Regions from separate parts of the Homo sapiens genome. Here region 1 is linked to region 2. A link is a contact called in ENCODE Hi-C or POLR2A ChIA-PET data. All regions are on one chromosome and are shown on one strand. The core of a region is the stretch at or near the end of the contact, and the rest is flanking DNA. Distances in the headings are between cores, read along the strand shown.

Region 1 (7,719 bases), core at 1,291-3,790, 200 kb before region 2:
TTGTTTGTATTCACTTGGGCAGCAGTAAGTCATCTTTTGCTTATTGTCGTCGCTGTCTCGACCTGAAATCCTTTCTTTTTATATTCTTGCCTTCTTTTTTTGGTCCTGTAGCAGGGAACATCTTATTTTTTTGTTTGTTTTGAAGGGGTTGCTTTTACTTAGAACAAATTGCCATGTTACTTACCTTTATTTTTTTCCTGAAACTTAGTCAACTTTCTTAACATTAAACTCCTCTTTTGCTTAATTGGCTTAGAAGTAAGTGAGAGAACAGAGATAATATGGCTTTTAGTACCAAATGCTTCTCTTAGTAAGAATCTACAGATTGGTTGATGTTAGGAGTTTAAAACTGTTTTTGGAGCCCATTAAAGACATGTCTCCTGTTTGTATGGGTCACTCTCTCAAGTCACATAAGAAGGTGGTGGTCTTTGTAAAAATGCTAGAAAATGTTGGGAAATTTGTTCAAAGTTTGAGGCTTTCTGTCAAACTTGAGGGTTTTGAACTCTGACAACAATACATTAAACTTTATCCAGTTTATACTGCATACAGAGTTTCTTAAAGCAGGCTCTACCCTGATCACCATCAGTATATGTGATAGGGATCTTAGCCCTCTGTTCTCAAATATAGTTTAGGGAGTTTTAGAGGAAAGTGTGTTTCCTCATTAAATAATCAGTTGAGTTGACTCCAATTTGTGTACGTGAAACCAACAAAAAGAATATAAACTTTTAATATTATGGTCCAGTTGGATAGGATTTATAATTTTGAGTAACCTTCCAGTAAAACTTTGTGATTCATTAAGTTTTTCCCTGTCATCAGCCTGTGCTGACATAAGTTCAGCTGATAGAATTGAAAAGAGCAAAGAGAAGAAAAAGTCTAGACTTCTAAATACAGTGCGAGAGGGAGATGATGGCTGCCATGAATGGTATTAGCATTGCTTCTTGTATCAAGTGTGACAGTTGGCTCATCAGGGACATCGGAGTACGTCTTAGTTTTTGATTCTGCAATACCTTTGCAAGGTATTGATACCATCATTTCACTTGGAGGTCATAAAAGGGAGAGTTTATTTCCTTTCCTTGTTCCCTGTCCCATAGCTTCCAGTATCACATTTCACTCATTGCTATACTTTAGTCCTTTTCGTAACTGACAGTGTTGTCTGCTTATTGCAAAGACACATGGTATTTAACTCAAAGACTAAGACTCAGAGTCCATTGATGGAACAGAGACTGGAGAGACCACAGTGGGCAATGGACCCAGTTGATAGGACCCTTCCAAGTCCCTGGGACTCACTGTGTTTCGGGGGTACGAATATATCATTTTTTTCTTTTTCCTACTGAATTAAACCTTTTTTTTTCAGTTAAAGTCGATCAATACGGTAAACACCCTTACACCCCTCACCTAATTTTACTAATTTTTTTTTTTGAGGCAGAGTCTTGCTCTGTCGCCCAGGCTGGAGTGCAGTGGCGCGATCTCTGCTCACTGCAACCTCCGCCTCCCGGGTTCAAGCGATTCTCCTGCCTCAGCCTGCTGAGTAGCTGGGATTACAGGTGCGCGCCACCACGCCCGGCTAATTTTTTGTGTTTTTACTAGAGGCGGGGTTTCACTGTGTTACCCAGAATGGTCTCGATCTCCTAACCTCATAATCCGCCTGCCTCGGCCTCCCAAACTGTTGGGATTACAGGCGTGAGCCACTGCTCCTGGCCAGTTTCACTAATGTTTAAGGTTACCACTTCCATGTCACCACTTCTCCCTGGCTTTCCTTCTCCCGCCGGCTTTCCTTTCCTTCTCCCCGCGGCTTTCCTTTCCTTCTCCCCGCGGCTTTCCTTTCCTTCTCCCCGCGGCTTTCCTTTCCTTCTCCCCCTGGCTTTCCTTTCCTTCTCCCCCCGGCTTTCCTTTCCTTCTCCCCCTGGCTTTCCTTTCCTTCTCCCGCCGGCTTTCCTTTCCTTCTCCCCCTGGCTTTCCTTTCCTTCTCCCCCTGGCTTTCCTTTCCTTCTCCCCGCGGCTTTCCTTTCCTTCTCCCCGCGGCTTTCCTTTCCTTCTCCCGCCGGCTTTCCTTTCCTTCTCCCCCCGGCTTTCCTTTCCATTCTCCCGCCGAGCATTACCTTTCCATTCATCCCCCCGGCTTTACCTTTCCTTACTACCCCGGACTTTCCTTTCCTTACTCCCCGCGGCTTTACCTTTCCTTCTCCCCCCGGCATTTCATATTCCTTCATCCCGCCGGCTTTCCTTTCCTTCTCCCCGCGGCTTTCCTTTCCTTCTCCCCCCGGCTTTCCTTTCCTTCTCCCCCCGGCTTTCCTTTCCTTCTCCCCGCGGCTTTCCTTTCCTTCTCCCCCTGGCTTTCCTTTCCTTCTCCCCGCGGCTTTCCTTTCCTTCTCCCCAGCTTTCCTTCTCCCTCCCTCTCCTTCCCTCTCTGTTTCTGTTCCCTTTTGCCCAACCATCTGAAAGCAGGTTTTGGATACAAGAGCACTTCATTCCTAAGTATTCGTAAGTATTCAGTGTGCCCCTCCCAGGGACAGGAACGTGGAGTGAGGATATTTTTGAGGTTACGTCTACCCTATCACACATTGTCCCCTTCATGGGGACTCTCACAAGAAAATTGTTTTCTTTGGTCTTAATACCAAGTAGAGCTCCTCAGTTTTGGGGCAACAAAAACTGCTTAGGCAGCCAGGATGTTCAGCGAAGTTTTCAAAATGCATACTACCTGTTGATCAGCATGTGTGTAATTTCAACTTTTGGCTTCATTTGAATATTGGACTTTTTTTCTCCTCTGGCCATCCATGCCTCCTCTCCCTTTAAAATCTTACACATTTATGCAAGAACCCCCCAGTGAATTTTAGAATGAATTCATGTATTAAAAATTAGCCCAAAATGAATCTGAAATTTTAGTAGGCCCTCAGCTGATCCCTAAGAGAGGAAAGGGGCATAATTGTCTCACCTCGTTATGCCCCTTCTGGGACACCAAGATAAAGAAGGTGGAATTTCCCCCATGTGAAGCCCCAACAGTTTCTTTTTTTCTTATGAATGTGCTGCCGGGATGTTCATCTTAAAACCATTCTGAAGTCTTACAGGACACATCACACTCTGGCTCACACCCACTTCTCGGGGATTGCCCTGGACCTCTCATTCTCTGGGCTGGGGTGACTGTCAGTATCAGGGGCCCAGGAACAGTGGTGAGTGGTAGGAAGTGGTGACATCTGTGATAATACAGTGAAAACAGTAGACAAGATATTGGTTGAAGATGGCTATTATGGTGGAAGATGTGGATTTAGTCAGAAGGCACATGGCTGAGGAGACTGTTGGGACCTGCTGGGCGGGGCTGAAGGGCTTTGGTTGGGGAAGGAGGAGATAAAGGGAGTGCAGCAGGGGGTCGGGCAGACAACGCTCTGCTCTGCCAGATTATAGAAAGGTAGTCATCTCTGATCATGTCAGAACTGATCGTTCCTTCCTGAGTTGCACAGAGGTGGCACTGGGCAGAGACTGGATAGCAGGACATCAGTGGTTTGAACCACCATCCTCTGTGCACCAGGCTAAATACAAGCAGTAACTCACATAACTCTCAAAAGGAGCCTGTGAGTATAAGAGTTATCCTCATTTACAGATGGAAGATGTGTCTCAGAGAGGTTAAGGAACTGGCCTAAATAGTGGACATATGCCACTTTCAGAGCCTCAGTTAAGTGGAGGCTGCTCTGTGACATGCTACCACTTTATCTTTTCCTTTTAAAAACTTTTTTTGGAGTATAACTTATACACATATGGTAAGTGTACATTTTGATTCATTTTCACAGATTGAAGGCACATGTGTAACTTGCACCCAGATCACGAAACAGAATATTACTAATACCTGGACTCCACTGTGCCCCCTTCCGGCCATTATCCCTCCAAGGGTAGCCACTATGTGGAGTTTGAACTCTGCTTAACTGGAATTAGACAGTGTGTACTTTTTAAGTGTTTAATGTCTTTCTCCCAGCATTATGTCTGTGGGATTTATCTATATTGTTGGTCTCTTCCCGTCTGAGATTGGGTCTTAGAACCTAGAGTGTCCAGAAAAACCATTTGTTACTATAGGGCAAAACCATTTGTTACTATAGGGCTGTAAAGTCCCCTGAGTGTACAGTTGGTATTTTCAGAACTTGTAAAATTGGAAAATGTGGTCCTCTCGGTGTCATCGTGGTCTGCCATGCTTTGAGCATTAGAAGAAAAAGCTACCTGGTTTTCAGAGTTCTTGGTATAGAGGATTCTCTGTATATTAAGAAGGAAATGTCTTCGGTATTTTTTAAAGAATGGATTAAAAATATTGATGCACTCAGAGCCTCTGCCAGAGACATTTTCTCTTATAGATGTAGCATGCTTCTATGCAATAGCTAGGATCCTGAAAAGTTTATTTGCAGATGAAGTTAAATTCGGTTTTATCAAAATGTAAATGTATGAGGGAGCCTGATGGTGAAAGAAAAGGGAAATTGGTAAAATGATGAATCATTTGTGCCCTCAAAGACCTCTAGGCACATATTGAACAAGCTTGGGTTTATCGTTCATTGCATTGAGGGGAAAACACATTAAAGAGCAGAAAGGGGTGTTAGAAAGAACCTATTGGAAACTTGGGGCTTTGGTTGAGTAATATTGGGAAGGGTTGATGGAAGCAGGGAAGCAAAGGTTCTTTTTAGATTGGGTGTTTTCAGAAAGTGGGAGCGATTCTGTGATTGGGTATCTCAGTACCTTTAGGGAAGGCAGATTAGAGCCAGGCTACAGCTGTAATTAGTAAAGAAGTAGTGGTTACTCAATTTTGCCGAGATGGGATATGTTTGTATTTTGTGGGTTTCACAGTGATCTTGTTTTGTCTCACTTTGTCATCGTCTCAGAGTGACCTTGTTTGGTGTAGATGTTTAATGAGATTGCTTGTGTCCTTCCTACAGTAGAATGATGTGAGTTAGCTGTGTCAGATTAGTTTGTAATAATGAGGTCTGGCTGTGAGCATCTGATTAACTCCTGGATACTTATTTGTTTCTCAAGAAAAATTTCTAGACTCTTATTTTTCATAAATCTATAGTTTATAATATGGGTGTTCTTAAAATGGGATTGAACTTCAGTAACTTCTTATTCTTTAAGATACTAAGTAAGTGTTCTGAACAGGAAGTATATTTAGAACATTACCCTTTAGATCCTTGTTTTCAGGTTTCTTAAGTGACTGGGGTTGCCTTGTGTGGACTGCTTTTGAAGGTTTTAGGTAATCCTTGTCAAGTCATGTGGACCTTTGGCAATTGCGTAATCACACTTGACCCTTCACTCCTTACCTGTTGAATGAGGATGATCATAATAGTGACCCAAATTTCTTAATGGTCCCTTGTGAAATAATTGTTGGATCTCTCAGTGAGATGATAACTGCTAATTTATACGGTACCTGCTTCTCAAATGGATTTGAGGTGGCCAAGAAGATATCCCTTCCCTCCAAGCACACAAACTGCATCTTTTCCTTTCCTTTCCCTTATGGCTTGGCCTAAATGAATAGTCATAATTGTTAAATAATTCCTTGCCTATGAAAAAAAATTTTCTGAAAGGGGGCTCTTCATCCAAAAAAACTTCATTGGGATGCCCCATGGAGGCACTGAAATCTCTCATTATGACTCTTTTTAAGGCAGGGTGTGAGTAGAAGACTTGATACTTTGGCAAGCTGAATGTTATGATTGGTTGTGAAGGGGTAGGGGTTTGTGTGTCACATTCTGGGTCACCTTAGACTCCTGAATCTTTTCACATGGATTGGGATGTGACTTGACCAGAACATACTTTTCTAATTTTCTTGTCTAACAGGGCATTGAACCTTCTGATTTCTGGCACCCCTGTTTTGCTACATAGCCTTATCCGTAAACTGCAGCTGTGAATTCCTTCTCATTTGGTTTCATGGGATAGATTGTGAAACTGGCTGATATAAATGGCGAGTTTTCCCTTGCAGTATCCAGCCTGACAGTATTCAAGAAAGGAAAGGGAAGGAAGGTGAAGAGGAGTGCTTGGATAAATGGAATCAAAACTCAGACCAATTCAAGTAGATGAAATAAACAAGGGGGGAGCTGGAAATGCAGACATTTTGCTGTCAAGTGTAGGGCTTCTTGTGCATATTTGTAATAATGAGGTCTGGCTATGAGCATCCAATTAACTCCTGGATACTTATTTGTTTCTCAAGAAAAATTTCTAAACTCTTGTTTTTCATAAATCTATAGTTTATAATATGGGTGTTCTTAAAATAGGATTGAACTTTAGTAACTTCTTATTCCTTAAGATACTAAGGAACTGAGGTACTGTCTAATTTTGTCTAAACACAGTATATGGCCATTTATTCCATTGAAATGCTTTGAAATGGCATCTAAATTCCATAGATACCCGAACTTAGTTGTGTACCCTCTTAACACTTTCAAGTATTTTTGAAAACACTTTTACAGGATTTACAGGTTTTTAGTATTTTCTCTGGTGCTTTGCTCTTGCCATTGTGAAGATTTTTAAAATTTTACTTTCTCATTGTATTTGGAAGTGATTTTGTTTTGTGTTTTTGTTGTTGTTGCTTGGCTCTGGTTACCCTGATGAACAATTATTGGTTGGTTTTCTTGCACATTGTAGGTGGATGTCTGGAGTGACAGTTTTGTGTCTTTTCCTTTCTGGCATCTCTTAATCTCTTACCACAGAATGGGGTCATACTCACATTTAACTTAACATATTCTGTTGTGTATGCCTACTAAACAGAAGAGAGGGATAATTTAGACAGTGCTGGCTCCTCCACTGTCTCTCTTGCTCCACAAACATTTGTAGGCCCTGAGTCAGTCTCCTTCCCTCAGATGGCCACATCAGTTTCCATGACCTGGTGCGGGTTTCCACTGGTGCAGATTTTTTTTATAGAAATGTTTTCCCTGACCCTACCCCAGCTGTATCGTAATCAAAGAGAACCTGACTTTCTGCCATTTCGCATTTACATCCTAACCTTGGAACCTAGCCCTAACAGAAGAACCACCTCCATTTATTTTCTTTCTATTTCCTGCATTAGCTAGGATGTTCTGTACTACGTTGAGTCATATTGATGATCGCAGACATCCTACTCTTGTTTCAAACTTTACAGGAGTGATTCTGGTGCTTTATTAAATACGTTATCTGAGGAAAGCTCTTAGTAGATGCCTAGATGGAGGATGTTTGTTTTGCCATCGTGAATGAGCAGAATTTTGTCAAATGTTTTGCATCTGCTGAGATGATTATGCACTGCGTAATGGCATTTAAGTCTGCGATGGACTGTGTGTAAGACAGTCGTCCCTTAAGATTAAAATATTATATTTTTACTGTACCTTTTCTATGTTTAGATACATAAATACTAATCTTATGTTACAATTGCCTGCAGTATTCAGTATAATAACGTGCTGTACAGGCCTCGGAGCAATAGGCCATACCACATAGCCTAGGTGTGTAGTAGGCTATACCATCTGGGTTTATGTAAGTATACTTTGATGTTCACACAATGATGAAATCACCTAACAATGCATGTCTCATAACATAACCTGTCATTAACCAACACATGACTGTATTCAAAAAATCTCAATGTAATGAAATACAATTGTCTAATGTTGAATTATCCACTTACTGCTGAGATAAACTCTGCCAGCTTGTAATTTTTTTTAATTTTAATACATTGCTGTGCTCATGCTGCTAATATTTTATTCAAGAGTTCTGTATATGTGCTGTGTAAAAGTGGCCTTT
Region 2 (6,866 bases), core at 3,256-5,755:
CAAAAGTGATATTCTTGATGAACAGTTACATATGATGTAATAGTGATTCCTGTCATCTTTAGAGAGAATAGTAGAGACTTTTTATTTTCCTTTTCACCATTAAAATCATATGCCACTTGAACTTCTAGAGTCATAGTTTGAACTCTGCAGTAATATTTAGTGACCATTATTCCAACATATTTGGAACTATTTAAGCACAACAGATGGTGATCTAGATAGGGTCAGTAGCCCTGGGCTCTCTTCCTGTGTGCTATGAACTCACCATTATTCATTGAGCAAATCACAATCTCTATTCTTATGGGGAAAATAAGGACATTAAATATGATTTGTAAGGTATTTTTCAGCTCTAAAATGGTTTCATGAAAAATGCATTAGTCATTCCTTCTTTTAAATATGCTTCTCTCCTGAATTGTAAAGGGGATGTCTTTCAAAAAAAGCAATGCCTCCAATTGTTGTATTACCTTGTTAAATTATAAACAAGAAAAAAAGGCTTAAAAAACAATGCAGGATCATCTTGCTATGTCAGATAAGATGATTAAATATAAGTAAACAAAAAAAAATAATATAGCCATTATGAGCTCAAGGGAAACAGGGAACGTTTGCCCTAGATTTGTTTCATAGTTTCTCAAAATAAGGATTGTTTGTAAAGCCACCAAAGTACAAGTGGATGATAACTGATATGTTAATAATGTGATTTGAATGTATTGATTTCTAAAATAAGACCTGTAGTGGGGAGGAAATAATTTTTTTAATGTTCTCTAATTAGTCACCATTTCTATTAGCAAATACTAAGTTAAACAGAAATGTAATTACTTTGGCTTCCAGCAAGGGTCAAAGGATAATTAAAATGCTGACTCAATTAGCACATACTTGAAGAATGAAGCTTCTTTTCACAAGTCTGTCCAGGTTGGAGTAGAGGGCTGAGGAAAGCGGAGATCTCCTTAAGGATGGGCATTGGTGGTCAGAGCTGAAGCTGACTGTTTTTGACAATTCAACTGCAGCTCTACACGTTTTCCAAGTTTCTAGGTGGATGATAACTCATCTCAAGAGCCAGGAGCAGCCCTCTTTACTCTTAGGCAGAACTGGCTACATAATTTGCAGGCCCCAGTGCAAATTTAGTGACAGCAGAGCAAATTTAGTGACAGAATTTAGTGACAGCAGAGCACTAAACCAAGTGTGGGATCCTTCTAAACACTGGGCCCTGTGCAACTTGCATAGTCACAAATCCAACAAGCCAGCCCTGCTTGTAGGGACCAGAGAGTTAGGGCATCTTATCAAAATTCTGGGAGACAACAAGTACTTGAAGGAGCTTGAGGGTGGAGTCAGAAGCTAATTCAAGTCCTGGCTCTACCACCATTGAGCTGAGTGACCTTATGCAAGTCACTTAACCTCTCTAGGTCCACTGCCTTTAGCTAGATGAGGAAGCAGTTGCACCTGGTGAGCAAAGCTTTTAAAGATGAGCATAGAAAAATGAGGGCAAATAATTCAAGAATGAAAAGTGGTGGGGAAAAAAAAAGGATGGCTAAATAGCTACAACTTACGCCTGCGTGTGTGTATATATACATATACATATACATATACATATACATATACATATACATCATATACATATACATATACATCATATATACATATACATATACATATACATATACATCATATACATATACATATACATCATATACATATACATATACATCATATACATATACATATACATCATATACATATACATATACATATATATATACATATACATATACATATACATATACATCATATACATATACATACACATACACATATACATATACATCATATACATATACATATACATATACATATACATATACATACACATACACATATACATATACATCATATACATATACATATACATACACATACACATACACATATACATATACATCATATACATATACATATACATATACATATACATATACATATACATACACATACACATACACATATACATATACATCATATACATATACATATACATATACATATATATATACTTTAGATATTGTGTACAAGTTTCAGCATAGCTGGCTCCATTGAACATATTGTATTTGATGTTATCCTCTTTGGGTTCCTCATAGCATAAATTAAGATGCAAACCCTGAAACAGTGTTTATATAGTATTAGCAAGCAGTGTCTGGCAGTGTGCAAGTCACACTGACCATCAGCTTTATGACAACTTTGCTCTACAGAGAAACAAGTGGATCATTAGTACCTTGGAAGTGGAATAAGTATTTTCATGTTGGTGACTCAAATGGTTATCAGTGGTTCTTAGCCAGGGAGATAATTAGGATCATCTATGGGACCATTTCAGCATATAATTGCGTGGATTTGACACGCAGACAGTCTAATTCATTTGGTCCATGATGGGGCCTAGATTCATGAATTATTATTGTTATTATTATTATTATTTGAGATTGGGTCTTGCTCTGTCACCCATGCTGGAGTGCAGTGGTGCTATATTGGCTCACTGCAACCTCGACCTCCCGGGTTCAAGTGATCCTCCCAACTCAGCCTCTTGAGTAGCTGGGACTACAGGTGCATGCCACCATGCCCAACTATTTTTTTCTTATTTTTTGTAGAAACAAGGTCTCACCATGTGGCCCAGGCTGGTCTCAAACTCCTGGGCTCAAGGGATTCTCCTGCCTCAGCCTCCCAAAGTGTTGGGATTACAGGCATAAGCTACTGTGCCTGGCCTCATGAATTTTTTAAAGTCCCCAAAGTGATTTTTAGTTAGGAACTACCACTGGCTTAAGCCCTCTATATTTAAATTTTAATCTTTCACTTTTTGATAACTCTCTGATATATGATTTGCTTTGACATTTTTAAAATAAAGAGAACTATTGTAGATTTCTTCTTGTGTGTGGCACTACTCATGCCGTGTAAATTATGAAAAGTAAATTGTCTGTAAAACCTGCAAAAGAAAGGGACCATTCAGGATGAAAGATGAAGACAGTTCTTGGAAGGATGGGTGGCAGAGGGAGCTGGAACCTTGCCAAGATTGTGCCTAAGCATGTGAAACATAAAGTCCTACTCCTGGGCTTTGGCAAACCTAGATTTGGACAGTAGCTCATAATAGCATATTACAACTGTGAAAAGACATGAAATTCTGGACTTTATACTCTTTATAATCTTAATTCCTAATTCCTTTTCCTTGAGACTTAAATAATTGAGAAGAAAATACTTCTTCCCCTTGCTTGAATTCTTTGTTTGTCCAGATAATCCCTGGGATGAATAAAGCTGGGTAGGAAGGATCCTACCCTCCTGGGTTATACATTGTGAATGAGCTCATCCTCATTACATATATTCCTAGGGTCTCTGAGCTAGGGATGCCAATATAGAAAACACCATCCATGTTTCTAAAAGGTTTGTAGTCTCAGGGAAGAGACAGAAAAAAAAGGTAACTAATAATTTGAGAATTCACAAATATCAAGGAGAATAGCAATGGCAAAACAATCTCTGAGGTTTTAGAGGGATAGCCTTTGAGGAAGCTATTGAGATGGGCCAGATAGGAAGATGGACTTTCATAGGCAGATAGACAGGGAGAGGGAAGTCCATGCAAATTACCTTTATGCAGAGGCCTGGATTTGGTACTGCAGAGGCTGTGTTCTCATGGAGTAAATTTGGCTGGAAAGGAGGGATTGTGTTGGGAGGTGTGACGGTCAGTTTTATGTTTCAACTTGGCTAGGTTACATTCTCCAGTTGTTCAAACACCAATCTAGGTGTTGCTGGGAAGTTATTTTGTAGATGTGAATAAAGTGCATAGTCACTTAACTTTAAATAAGGTAGCTTATCCTAGAAAATCTAGATGGATTTGGCTCAATTGTTGAAAGGCTTTAAGAGCAGAAATGAGCTTTCCCAAAAGAAGAAATTCTGCTTGTAATTGTAGCTGCAGCCTATCCCTGAGAGTTCCAACATGCCCTTCCTAATGGCCTCCTCTGCAAATTTTTGACTTGGTTAGCTAGGCAGGTATTGTCTGGCTGCCTAGTATGGTTGTTTCAAACGTGTAAGCCAATTCCTTGCAACAAATGTCTTAATATATGCTTCCTACTGGTTTTGTTTTTCTGGTTGAAACTTGACTGATATGGGAAGAATGGAAGGTAACTGAACTAGAGAGCTATCATGGCCTTGCATTGTTTTAAGATGAGCTAACACACCCTTTGGCTAGATATTGTTCTCCAAATTCAAGGAAACGGTGGTTCTGTTTCTCACACTACCCAAGTGCTGAAACAGCAGGAAATAGCACGGAGATCTAGTCTGCAGTTTTGTACTCAAAGCAGATTTGAGAGTCCTTGCCCTCTCCCTTTTGTCTTCACTTCCTCCAAAGGTGTTCAAACTCATAATACGAGTCAGTAAACGCATCACCATGTTAATATAATGAGTCAGTATGGCCAGGCCCACTTGCTGAATGAGTTATGAGTGCTGGCAGAGCTGGGTTTGGGCATTACCCCTAAGCACTGTTAACTCCTTCAAGGAGTACTGAATTCCTGCTTCTCTCAAGGATTCTGTTGCATTGGCAGGTTCCCAGTGTGCTAGGCAGTTTTAAGATTGGTGGCCGGGCGCGGTGGCTCACGCCTGTAATCCCAGCACTTTGGGAGGCCGAGGCGGGTGGATCATGAGGTCAGGAGATCGAGACCATCCTGGCTAACAAGGTGAAAACCCGTCTCTACTAAAAATACAAAAAATTAGCCGGGCGCGGTGGCGGGCGCCTGTAGTCCCAGCTACTCGGGAGGCTGAGGCAGGAGAATGGCGTGAACCCGGGAAGCGGAGCTTGCAGTGAGCCGAGATTGCGCCACTGCAGTCCGCAGTCCGGCCTGGGCGACAGAGCGAGACTCCGTCTCAAAAAAAAGAAAAAGAAAAAGAAAAAAAAAAGATTGGTAGGAATAAAGACCAGGTTTTGGTTAAGCTTTCTGCCATCTCTAAATACCACCAAACCCACTAAAATGAAAGGCAGTCAGGGTATATGAGATCAACAATTTGAGTGGGTGTGGCTCCTTAGTGCCTTTTTCTTTCTCAAGGAGATGAACTTGAGATTTACAGTCTTTGCTGGAGCAAGGATTGAGGAACCTGCAATTTGGAGGAGCTCACACCTTGGGCTCCCTGAATTTTAGATGGAAAGGTAGGACCTTCACAGGCCCAACTGATCCACTCTGTTAGGAAATCCTTGCTGCATGGCAGGTCCATAACCTGGTTACTACTATATTCTGTTTCTCACTGTAGCATCAGCCAACTTATGTATTCACTGCAGCAGACCTGGCCATCCTTCTACTCCTGGGACTCTCTGAAACTTTTTAGGAAAAAGAAGTGTGACACAGGAAGGGGAACATCACACTCTGGGGACTGTTGTGGGGTGGGGGGAGGGGGGAGGGATAGCATTGGGAGATATACCTAATGCTAGAGGGCGAGTTAGTGGGTGCAGCGCACCAGCATGGCACATGTATACATATGTAACTAACCTGCACATTGTGCACATGTACCCTAAAACTTAAAGTATAATAATAATAAATTAAAAAAATAATAATAAAAGTAGCTAAACTTAAAAAAAAAAGTGCGTGGAGGTTGAGTTTATTTCCTAAAGGGAATAATTTCATTCCCAAAACTATCCTATAATAAATTAAAAACTGAAAAATCACGTTATGTTTCTGTTCCCTCCATTTAGAATAGATGTTCATCCCTTTTGTTGACATAACCATACTTCGCAGCCTAGTTCAAGGCTTAGTTCTGTGGCCTTGGTTTTTCTTCCTCTTATGAAATCCCCAAACAAGCCGTCTGAACCTTTCTTTTGGTGCTTTTGGCCTTGGGTTTTATTTTAAACCTTGATGCGAGTTTGTTTTGCCTCTTGTCTGAGTCCTGGATTGTGTTTGATTTCTCTGTGTCCTTTTCTAACATGATATGAGATTCTAGTACTGTGCTGTCCAGTAGGGTGGGCACATGTGGCTACTGGGCACCTGAAATGTGGCTTATTCCAGTTTAGATGAGCTATAGGTATAATAAATACACACTGCGCTGGGTGTAGTGGCTCATGCCTATAATACTTAGAGCTTTGGGAGGCTGAGGCAGGAGGATCACTTGAGACCAGGAGTTTAAGACCAGTCTGGGCAACATAATGAGACCCTGTCTCTATAATTTTTTTTTTTTTAATTAGCCAGGAGTGGTGGTAACTTGGGAGGCTGAGGCAATAGTGGCTTCTAAACACCAATACTGACAACAATAATATTGGCTCTTGAACACTAATATGCAGGCAGTGGTAAGTTCGGGAAAAACTTTCACCAAAGGCAAAATGAATATAAAGGCAATGATAGAGGAAATGTATGAGTGTGTGTGTGTGTGTGAAGTTCCTATTATCTTCTTACTGTCTTGCATTTTATTCCAAAATTACATCCTTCTCACTATTAGCTTATTTAAACATTTCTTCTTCTCTAATTAAGCAGTAGTAATAATAGATGGTTATTACTTTTTTTTTTTTTTTTTTTGAGACAAGAGTTTTGCTCATTGCCCAGGCTGGAGCACAGTGGCGTGATCCCAGCTCACTGCAACCTCCACCTTCCCGGTTCATGCAATTCTCCTGCCTCAGCCTACCGAGTAGCTGGGATTACAGGCATGTGTCATCACACCTGGCTAATTTTTGTATTTTTAGTAGAGGCAGGGTTTCGCCATGTTGGCCAACCTGGTCTTGAACTCCTGACCTCAGGTGTTCCACCTGCCTTGGCCTCACAAAGTGCTGGGATTACAGGCTTGAGCCACCATGCCTGGCCAGTTATTATATTTTTAAAGTATCTTGTGAAAATAAAACATTAGGAACCCTTGCCCCTTTTTCCCCC

What was found. Hi-C counts contacts between places; a loop is a spot of excess contacts on that map. ChIA-PET counts read pairs that join two places held with the same protein, here RNA polymerase II (POLR2A). Pooled maps may share reads with other maps.
Region 1: a loop to region 2 is called in a pooled map, with 7 times the contacts of the local background. The contact joins two enhancer-like sites. A Hi-C loop is called at or near these places in 3 of 37 single-sample maps with no recorded cell type and 6 of 50 pooled maps. POLR2A ChIA-PET finds 5 or more read pairs at or near these places in 2 of 52 experiments (both activated T-cell).

The regions. Positions count from the first base shown.
Region 1 is chr10:59,876,657-59,884,375 of GRCh38, reverse strand. The region is part of intron 1 of CCDC6 (coiled-coil domain containing 6); the gene reads left to right. Among named protein-coding and RNA genes, the nearest start is that of CCDC6, 26 kb to the left of the region's middle. RefSeq lists enhancers at 2,913-3,062, 3,293-3,342. Within about 2 kb of position 2,540, at least 2 of the 41 ENCODE cell types and tissues checked have a DNase peak (open chromatin) inside an H3K27ac peak, as active enhancers do.
Region 2 is chr10:59,676,575-59,683,440 of GRCh38, reverse strand. All of the region lies in intron 2 of SLC16A9 (solute carrier family 16 member 9), which reads left to right. Among named protein-coding and RNA genes, the nearest start is that of SLC16A9, 30 kb to the left of the region's middle. Within about 2 kb of position 4,505, at least 2 of the 41 ENCODE cell types and tissues checked have a DNase peak (open chromatin) inside an H3K27ac peak, as active enhancers do.